Regions from separate parts of the Mus musculus genome. Here region 2 is linked to region 1. A link is a loop called in an ENCODE intact Hi-C map of the cell type or tissue named here. Cell type or tissue: heart. All regions are shown on one strand. Each heading gives the region's core, and the rest is flanking DNA. Links, peaks and the distances in the headings are about the cores only.

The links. A loop is a pair of places that touch in the nucleus more often than their neighbours do. Peaks named below come from ENCODE experiments on the same cell type or tissue, not always from the same donor. Only the 100,000 strongest peaks of a DNase experiment are listed, where the experiment ranks them.
Region 2: a loop joins it to region 1, with 2.5 times the contacts of the local background. A loop is called at or near these places in 1 of 42 quality-filtered maps.

The regions. Positions count from the first base shown.
Region 1 is chr1:45,902,859-45,907,260 of GRCm38, reverse strand. It overlaps the pseudogene Gm18303. Among named protein-coding and RNA genes, the nearest start is that of Slc40a1, 21 kb to the left of the region's middle. In heart, for the core only: no CTCF peak of the experiment used is centred there; a DNase peak (open chromatin) is centred at 1,910; H3K4me3 peaks cover 306 bases; H3K27ac peaks cover 1,248 bases.
Region 2 is chr1:45,822,930-45,827,331 of GRCm38, reverse strand. Wdr75 (WD repeat domain 75) reads right to left here. Exons shown (of 21, transcript NM_028599.3): 20 at 4,358-4,402; 21 at 3,694-4,024. The coding sequence ends at 3,817. It overlaps Gm30900 (a long non-coding RNA gene), which reads left to right. Exons shown (of 2, transcript XR_373390.3): 2 at 885-1,181. Among named protein-coding and RNA genes, the nearest start is that of Gm30900, 4.8 kb to the left of the region's middle. In heart, for the core only: a CTCF peak has its summit at 1,998; a DNase peak (open chromatin) is centred at 2,011.

The DNA of each region.
Region 1 (4,402 bases), core at 327-4,326:
ATCAGATCCCATTACAGATGGTTATAAGCCCCTAGATGTTTGTTAGTAATTGAACTCAGGACCTCTAGAAGAACAGTCAGTGCTCTTAACCACTGAGCCATCTCTCCAGCCCATAATTCTTCTTTTGGGGAGTTATTCATTAGCCCATTTCTTTTTCTTTCTTTAATTTTATAAGTCAATACATTTATTCTATGAGGGGGCCAGTCTCATAAAACCGTACCTCTATTGTAACACACTTAAACTACAAGAATCCTAGAGGAGAAGAGTGCTTGATACTTTCTGCAGATGCAACATCATTCACTAGCTCAGAGGAAGATCTTGACTTTCCAGTGTGCCTCAGACTTTTAGGTGATTGACATTTCCATGCTCCATTCAGCAGTGGACATTCACTTAGGATTTCATCAATCTCCAATCCTAAGCTTCCATTTCTCTGTTTCACAATCAATCTTATAGTAGTTCTGCAAAAAAGCAACATTTGGTCTCAAGATCATAAATATAGGCCCCACCATATACTTAGAGCATTGAGTTGTTTCAAAGGCGATAATTTGGGGCTGTCTTTTGGCCCTGAGTATATCCAGGAGCTCAGGACAATGTTTTCACTCCAGAGGGGCAGGGTATCGCTCCTGGGTCAGCTGACTCAGCTTGGCTATGTGGTGTAGAAGTCATTTCAGGAAAAGCAGAAAGACATTATCATAGAAATCGACCTCTCTGAGGTGAGAACATTGGCTTAGGGCAGGCAGCAGGGCACTGAACTGAGAGTCCTCTATACCACATGACTCCAATTCCAGGGTTTGCAGGGTATCTCTAACTCTCAAGAAGAAACCCAATAGGCTCAAGGAGTAAATAACATAAATATTTATATCTCACTAAGTTAAAGATGTTTGAGCTCACAAATATTCAGGCAATAGGGCTGGTAATCCAAGGCTGACTGGAAGGTCACAGTTAGTGATGCAAAGTGTCGCCAAAGGCTTCTTCAGGCACCTGAGGCATTCTTTTAGGTTGCCTTTTATAAAAGAGACATTGTTTGCATAGAGTTTCTGGCGACAGTGGAGTGTGGGAAGTTGAGAAGTCAATCTGAATATTTTTCTCTTCATCACGCTTTTCAGAATCACCCATACTGGAGGTACCTATGATGTGATCTAGTGTGAGTATGAAAAGACTTTTCATCTGTCTCAGGTAGGGATTAAGAAAAGCCAACTCTTCTATGAAGATACAGTTTAGGACAAGCTCCTGTATACAGCCGGGATGTACACTTTTGAAGATTTCTATGAACGTGGCTTTGGTTAAGCCCTGAATCTGCAGATTTCTACAGCATAGGCAAACAGAATCTTTTCTCTGCTGGGCCCACTGCAACAGGTATGTGGCAGGTTCATCAAATCTGCCCTTCGTGAGATGGAGTTCAGTTGTCACCTTCAATTCTTTCTTCACCTCACAGTCAAGACTGTTCTCCATTGGCTGCTTCTGTGTAATGAACACTGGTAAGCCTTCACCTTCATGGGATCCAGCCCATCTCCCACACAAGTCATGTTCTTTATCTCTCCAAGGGAGTGCTCTGAGTTCGCACCTACTGGTTTGAACCTTGTGTGCAAGTAGTGTATCTAATCCCTCAAGCACAGCCTCCAAAGTCTCCATTCAGGAAACATTCAGTGACCCTTTACTGGAGATGTGGTCTAAGCACCACATCTGTGATCAGGCTTGCTGAGTGCAAGTTTAACAGACATGGTAGACAAAGATCCCTTTTACCCTCATATTAAGACATTCTGGCATCAGCCCTGGAGATTTCACAGACAGCAGATGCCAAATGTTAGGCTTGGCTGCAATCTTGCACAGGCCCTCTGCTCCCTCCCAGAGGTCAAGCTGGGGTTAGATATCTGCTCAGAGTGTTTGCAGCCATAACTGAAGGTCTGTGACCTTGTCCACTGAATAGAACCATCTGAGCAGGAAAAGATCCCAGCACTTGATGCAGGCACTTCGCCAAATGCCAGACCCACAGGAGCCGTGCAGAGCACGGAGTTAATAGGATTTTTACAACAGCTGCTGCCCTTATCTTTGCAAGCTATTGCACTGAGCAGGAGGAGGGGCAAAAGGACGGGAATGTTTACTGCCTGCAGGTTTAGAATTATGTCAGGGGTAGAACACTGGAAGGGGAAAGAGAGAAACTAAAAAACGCTTCAGTGTCAGTGGGCCAATATAGCATAGTGAATTAGAAGTTGGAAAATAGTCCTTTATTTTGTTTGTAATTACGTTTTTAAAAGAATTCTTCATTGGGTTCCTACTTGAAATCACATTCGTTGCAGCTTGTTTGTTCGTTAGTTTTTCTTGTGTTCTTTTTTCATTCTCTTTAAGCAGTTTCTTCCAACAGACTACTTTGGGTTGTCTATTAAGAACAATGAAGACACCTTCATTTTTCCTTTCCCTTTGGTTAATTTTCATTACTTGCATAAAACGATGGGATTTGTTGGGACATTTTCAGTCATATGTATATTTGGGTCTTACCCACCACTCCATCTCCTCTGTCCCTCCCCTCCCCTCTGACTCTTTCCTCTTCTCTAATGGTCTCTCTTCTACCTGTGTGTCTTCTTTTTTGTTCTTCTAGATTCCTAAAACGAGGGAAATGAAATTTTTCCCTTTCTGGTCTGGCTTATTTCACTTAACTTTCAAAGAAGTATTCCACCTGTCCCTACCTCTCCTCCACCCCACCCACCAGTAACAAACCTAACAAGCTTGTTAGTCAATGTCCTTTGTCCTTTGCCCTTTGTGAAGTAAAAAAATCCCTTTCCCATACACTTTTATAAGGAAAAGGGTGCACAACGAATTCTGAAGGTACCCACACCCAAGGCCTGTGGGTAGAGAATGAGGTGTGCTCAGGGTTCAGAGCTCAGCCAGCGAGTACATGACCCCTTGCCATGTGATGTGGACCTGTGCTGGTCAAACCTGGCACTATTAAATATTGATGATTAATCTGAAAACATACAAAAAAATTTAAGCCAACCCACCAAATAAACAAAATGCATGTGTTGCCTTTTTTTTCTAAAAGAGAGTGAGAGAGAGGATTAGCATTTTCTACTGAGGTGGTTTATGAATACGTGGATAGTATTTTCATAAAGTTAGTGATTGAGAAATGAAATTTACACAGAAATTACAAAGTCTGGAGAACCAGGGAAAACTTGGCAAACATTTGTGATGCAAATTTCAAACTAGAAAGTATTTACTACCTATCATGTCAATGTTAAGGATTTGGGCATCTCATTTCTTTATTTCATGTGCTACCTGCACTGTTGGGTTAAACAGTGATGTTTTAAAACAACTTTTAAAAAATTGTCATGATAATTCATTCCTCTTGGACAAAAAGAAAACCGTGTAGGGTTTGACTGAAATGCTCACTTCCCAACCTGTTCTGAATTTTTGGGAGTAACCACGGTAAACATTTTGTTTATTCATATATATATATTATTTTTTTTTGATGAAGTGAAAGAGATACGTCCTTGTTGTATAACCATAGTTTGTTTGCCAAGGTTTTTTCTCTACTGATCAATCTGTGAATATATCCAGAGTTTGAAGAAAGACAAAAAGTCAAGTTCACCTTGACGGTTAGTATATTTATCAAGCATTATAAAGATCTACTACATGAGTAAGTAGATATACAAATTTCCTAGTATATTTTACCATGATTAAGAAATAAATTTAGGGGACTATAGAGATGATTCAGCAGTTAGGAACACTTGCTGTTCTTGCAGAGGAGTCTGATTCACTTCCCAGCAGTCACATGCATGACACAGATCCACCTGAGTCTTCAGGCCTCTGGGAGCACATGCACACATGTGGAGCACACACTGACCACATGAATAAAAATACATACAAATTTTAAAAATAAACTTAGCCTAAGATAGTAGATAAGACCAAAAACTAAACTAAAATGTCCAAAGAAAATAAAGAAAAAACCCTGAGTTTCACCTTTTTCCATAAATTATTCGTACTTCAAAGCATTACAACTTCATCCAGGGTGCCTTCTTTCTTCCCTTTGATCCACCCTTCAGAATAATCCTTACTATCAGAATATTTCTCTTGTGCAAGATGGTAGCTCAAGACTAGAGTAGAAATGCTTGAGTCTTGTGACAGCAAGTGCATATTTTACCTGACAGGTATGAACTGTTCATCTTCCCCATACTTTAAAAATTAAAAAGTATACATTCTTCTTTGTATGTAGACTTGCTCACACTTTCCAGATCTACAAGGGAGCACGTATTTTTTTTCTAAGGAGTAGACAAATGGGATATCAAAGCACAGGTGAATTCTTTTATCCCTGCCCTTGTGCAAGCTGGCATAGATTTTCTATTTGAACATTTTCCTTATTGAATTTTACTACATGAAAAGTGCACCGTCATGTTCTTAAAATAACTAT
Region 2 (4,402 bases), core at 299-4,298, 80 kb after region 1:
TTGGGAGCACATATTCTTTCACCCTTCCGTTAAGCCAGGTGACCATGCAGTGCTAGGGTTTATTAAAACCCCACAAAACAATAGGAGGAACTGTTGCACTTTCATGTCTGATTATTGCATTTTGTGAACCCAGCACTCTGATCTCCCAAGGAGTTTCTAAGTGAAAGGTGTGTCATCTTTAAAGCTATCTAACCAAAGAGCTGTATTTCCACAATTTACATATGTGAATCTCAACTTTAGTATGACAAAGGCCAGTTTGTCACTTTGGGGCTGGGATGGGAGTGGTGCCATACCATGGGGCTCCATTTCTAATTTAATTTTGTGGTTACACAGTAGCAGAACTGAGAGAAGTCATTTTGTCTGATTCTGCAGTTTAGAGGAAGGAACTGTAATTCAGAAGTCAGTGGCTTGCTCATGGGTTTTGAAAAACAAAATTAAGCAAGCAATCAGATCACTGCTTAGGTCTCTCGTGCCTTGCCGCTTATCTTTATTTTATTTTATTTTATTCTAGCCTCACTGTATACACTGTCAAATTCTAATTGGGGCTCTTTCTGCCTTGTTCTTCTTATCTCAGAGCTATTTTCCAGGGATGCTCCTTGAAGGTCTGAAGTCCTGACCAAGTCTTATCTCCTGCCACTTCAGTGATCCTAGCAGAATGATATGAGTCTTGTTTTTATACACATTCTTTAAATATATATTTTTTAATGACCTAGGTTAAACATGAGGTTATTTGCACCTAAATATGTATGGCTTTCAAGAGACAGAAGACTTATCTAATGTGGTACTTACTGAGCCAATTTGACTTGATGTTTGCAATGAAGCCTATTTGACACTGTACATGTATTCACTTCCATCATTTGAAATGATCTTACTTACTTTTTCAGTTGTTTGAAAGCTGCAAGAAAAGTAGCCACTACAACTGACAAAGGGACTTCGAGGAATGAGAAATCTGAAGAGGAAGTAGTCATTGTGAAATGCCATCCTAAGAGCCTGGTAAACTGAGTGTCAGTGGCCCTGCCAGTGATCTCAGGACTTACAATGAGGCATCTTCCAGCATCCACCGTCTCTCCCTTCATGCTGATCCACTCTGCCCTTCTAATTGCTTCTTTTATACCCTTTCTGTCTCCTTCATTACCAAATATATATTTTCATTTTTAACTTGAATATATCAATTATTCATATTTGTGGGGTATTGTGTGGCCTTTCTATACAGATTACATGGGTAATGATCAGACTGGAATAATTAATATATCTATCATCTATCATCTGGCCTTTGTATACAGATTACATGGATAATGATCAGACTGGAATAATTGACATATCTATCATCTATCATCTTGTACACATTTAATTTTTTTAAGCCTTCATCCTTTCTTTGTGTGATGGTGGGAATATTTAAAACTATTTGCTGTTTTCAAAGTCACCTTATCATTGTTAATCATCAGCAGTTGCATGTACCATCGAACATTAGAAGCTATTCCTGCAGCTGTTCTGTTGACCACAAACCATCCTTTTATAAACCTCCACTCTGAGAAATTTAATTTGGTATTACAAGGTAATTTCATCATTTTCTTGGCTACAGGAAACAAAGTTTAAGAACAAAGAAAAAGTTTCTAGACGTCGTGTTCATATAAGGTAGCTTTAAAGAATAACCACAATATTACTAGACTCAAGTCACCTCAACTAGATGGTTATGTTTAACTCAGACGATTCTATGAATGCAGGCTCCTCAGTTCTAACAAATGTTATCATTTGGCTGGGTGTATTGAAAACGTGGAAGTCAGTCATGTGTAGGGGAGGGGATTTCTGAGAGACCTCATAAATCTTTTCCTCAGTTTTGTCGTGAATTTAAATTTGGTTAAAAAATTAGGGCTGGAGAGGTGGCTTAGTGGTTTGAGTGTGTACTGTTATTGTAGAAGACTTCAGTTCAATTCTCAGCATAATGTCAGGCTGCTCACAACCTTATATAATGCTGGAGTCAGATCCCCTCTAGCGGCCTCTGTGGGTACTGCCCCTCATAAGTTCCTACACCCCACTATATGCACAGTAATTTTTTATTTTTTTTGGTTTTACAAGACAGCGTTTCTTTGTGTAGCCCTGGCTGTCCTGGGACTTGCTCTGTAGACCAGGCTGGCCTTGAACTCAGAAATCCGCCTGCCTCTGCCTCCCAAGTGCTGGGATTAAAGGCGTGCGCCACCACGCTTGGCTTGCAAAGTAATTTTAAATAGCCTTTAAAAAAAGAACAACTCATCCTTCCAAAGGGACATATGATTAATGCAGCAGGCCATGAAGCAACGTTCAGCGGTCCAGGTGATTGATTTTTGAGTTCATTACAGTGTCATTTCAAAAGTTGTGAAGACAAATGAACTATAGTTATACAACTAGGTACTATGCAAAAAAACCCAGAACATCACAGAAGGAATGAAGGGCTGCTAGGAGTCCTATCATGAATGCTGTCATTTGAAAATGCAATCCATGTCCCCCACAGGCTTACATGTTGGCTTAGCCTCCAGCTGGGCACCCAATTTAGGTGATAGGATCATGTTGATTGAAACTAACTTCATCCATGGACTATTTCACCCATTAGCAGCTGAATGGAGATGAGGCCACTTGGAGGGAAGTTACTAGAGGTATCTTTGAAGGGCGTTATCTTGTCTCACATCTGCTCTCTTGGCTGCCACTATACACAAGCTTGATGTCACATCCTCCTGAGCTGCTCACAACCTTATATAACACTTCTACTTCACCACAGTCTGAAAACTGAGTCAGCTGACCATGGACACAGTGAGCAAAAATAGTCTCTCACCCTTTAAAACATGGTACACCCCATTGATACAAATTCATCAGGTTAAATTAGTGTTGCCTAGCAGGCAGGGTATGGAGGCTGAAAGAAGTGGAGAAGTGGGCAGGTCTGTTTTGTTGTTGGGGGTTAGAGGGATGAAACTGCTTAAAAGTTGGTTTCTATGATGGTACACAATCTGTAAGTATTCTAGACCTCACTAAGTTGTGCACTTTATATGCATGAGTTAGAAGTTACATCTCAGTACAGTTGATATTTAGTGTTGATTAGAATATAGTCCATTTGTGCTACTATTAACACAATGTTGCTTATACTCTTGTCCTATAGTGGCAAAGGCTGGGAAATATAACCAGAAAGAAATCATGTCTGGTGTGAGAATAATTCTGTGCATCATTATTGGTAAAGCCTCTAAACTTTTGAAATCTTTTTATACCTTCAAATTAAAGATAAGGGTATATTTGTCAACTATAGTCAGCTCTGTCACAACAAAACCTACCAGAAACAAAGTTTCTTTGTAATTCAAAATAGAAATCCATATGTGACAAATGCATATGCTCCATAACTGCTTATAAGGTCTGACAAAAGCAGAGCTTTACAGAGCTTTCTTAAAAAGACTGGCCAGCACTCTTACGATGGCTCATAGTCACGGGTAACTAGTTCCAGGGGCTTGATGCCCTTTTCAGATTTTGGCAGGCACCAGCGTAGCCAGTGGTACATATATATACATTCAAGGAAAACATTCATACACAGAAAATAAAAAAATCTACACAAGTAAACACGTTTGAGCAGACCTGAGTAACAGGCCTATCATCCTGGTGATTTGGGGGTCAAGAAAGAAGAATTCCAAGTTCAGGGTTAGCCTAAGGTACTTAGCAAGCACATAAACAAGCAAATAAACACAAGGCTTTAATATTTTGTCTTAAGAATAAAATAACTTTATAAAAATTTTTGGAGTATTAACAGACAGTAAACATTAAGTACAACATGTCTCTTTGTCATGGCACAGCCATGGCCTACTACAGAGCAGTTAGCCAGCTATAATCTACTTTTCTGAACTTTCTCAGCTCCTTCTCTTCAGATTTTGACAGCTGATGTATAGCATCTTCTCCCAAGTCCGTGTTGTTATTTGTTTCCTTGTCTTTTTCAGTAAGATCATACTCTTCATCTGAATCATCACTTTCTTTGTTTCCCTCCATATCTACATCATCAGGAACCTCTTCAGCACTTTGACAATAACAGAACATAAATACCATTAGATATATCCAAATTAGGTCTTTTTAATTAAAGACACCCATGTTGAAATAATATATAGACAGAACAACTCAACTGAAAACACTGTGATAAATGCCCTTATGGAGCACAGGCCTTAAAAAAAGCAAATGAACTTAAAAAAATGTGGAACTACAACTTTAAGCAGTACACACATCTCTTCCTCAGCTCTTCACAAGTGTTGCATGTAATAATCTTATGTCATTAGCTACATTTCAAAGGTAAGATACAAATATGGTAGATGACACTCCCAAACAACTCAGAAGACAAACCACCTAGAATTCTTACCTTTTAGTCTCTTTAGACAGCAGCAGCGAGTTTACAAACAGAGAG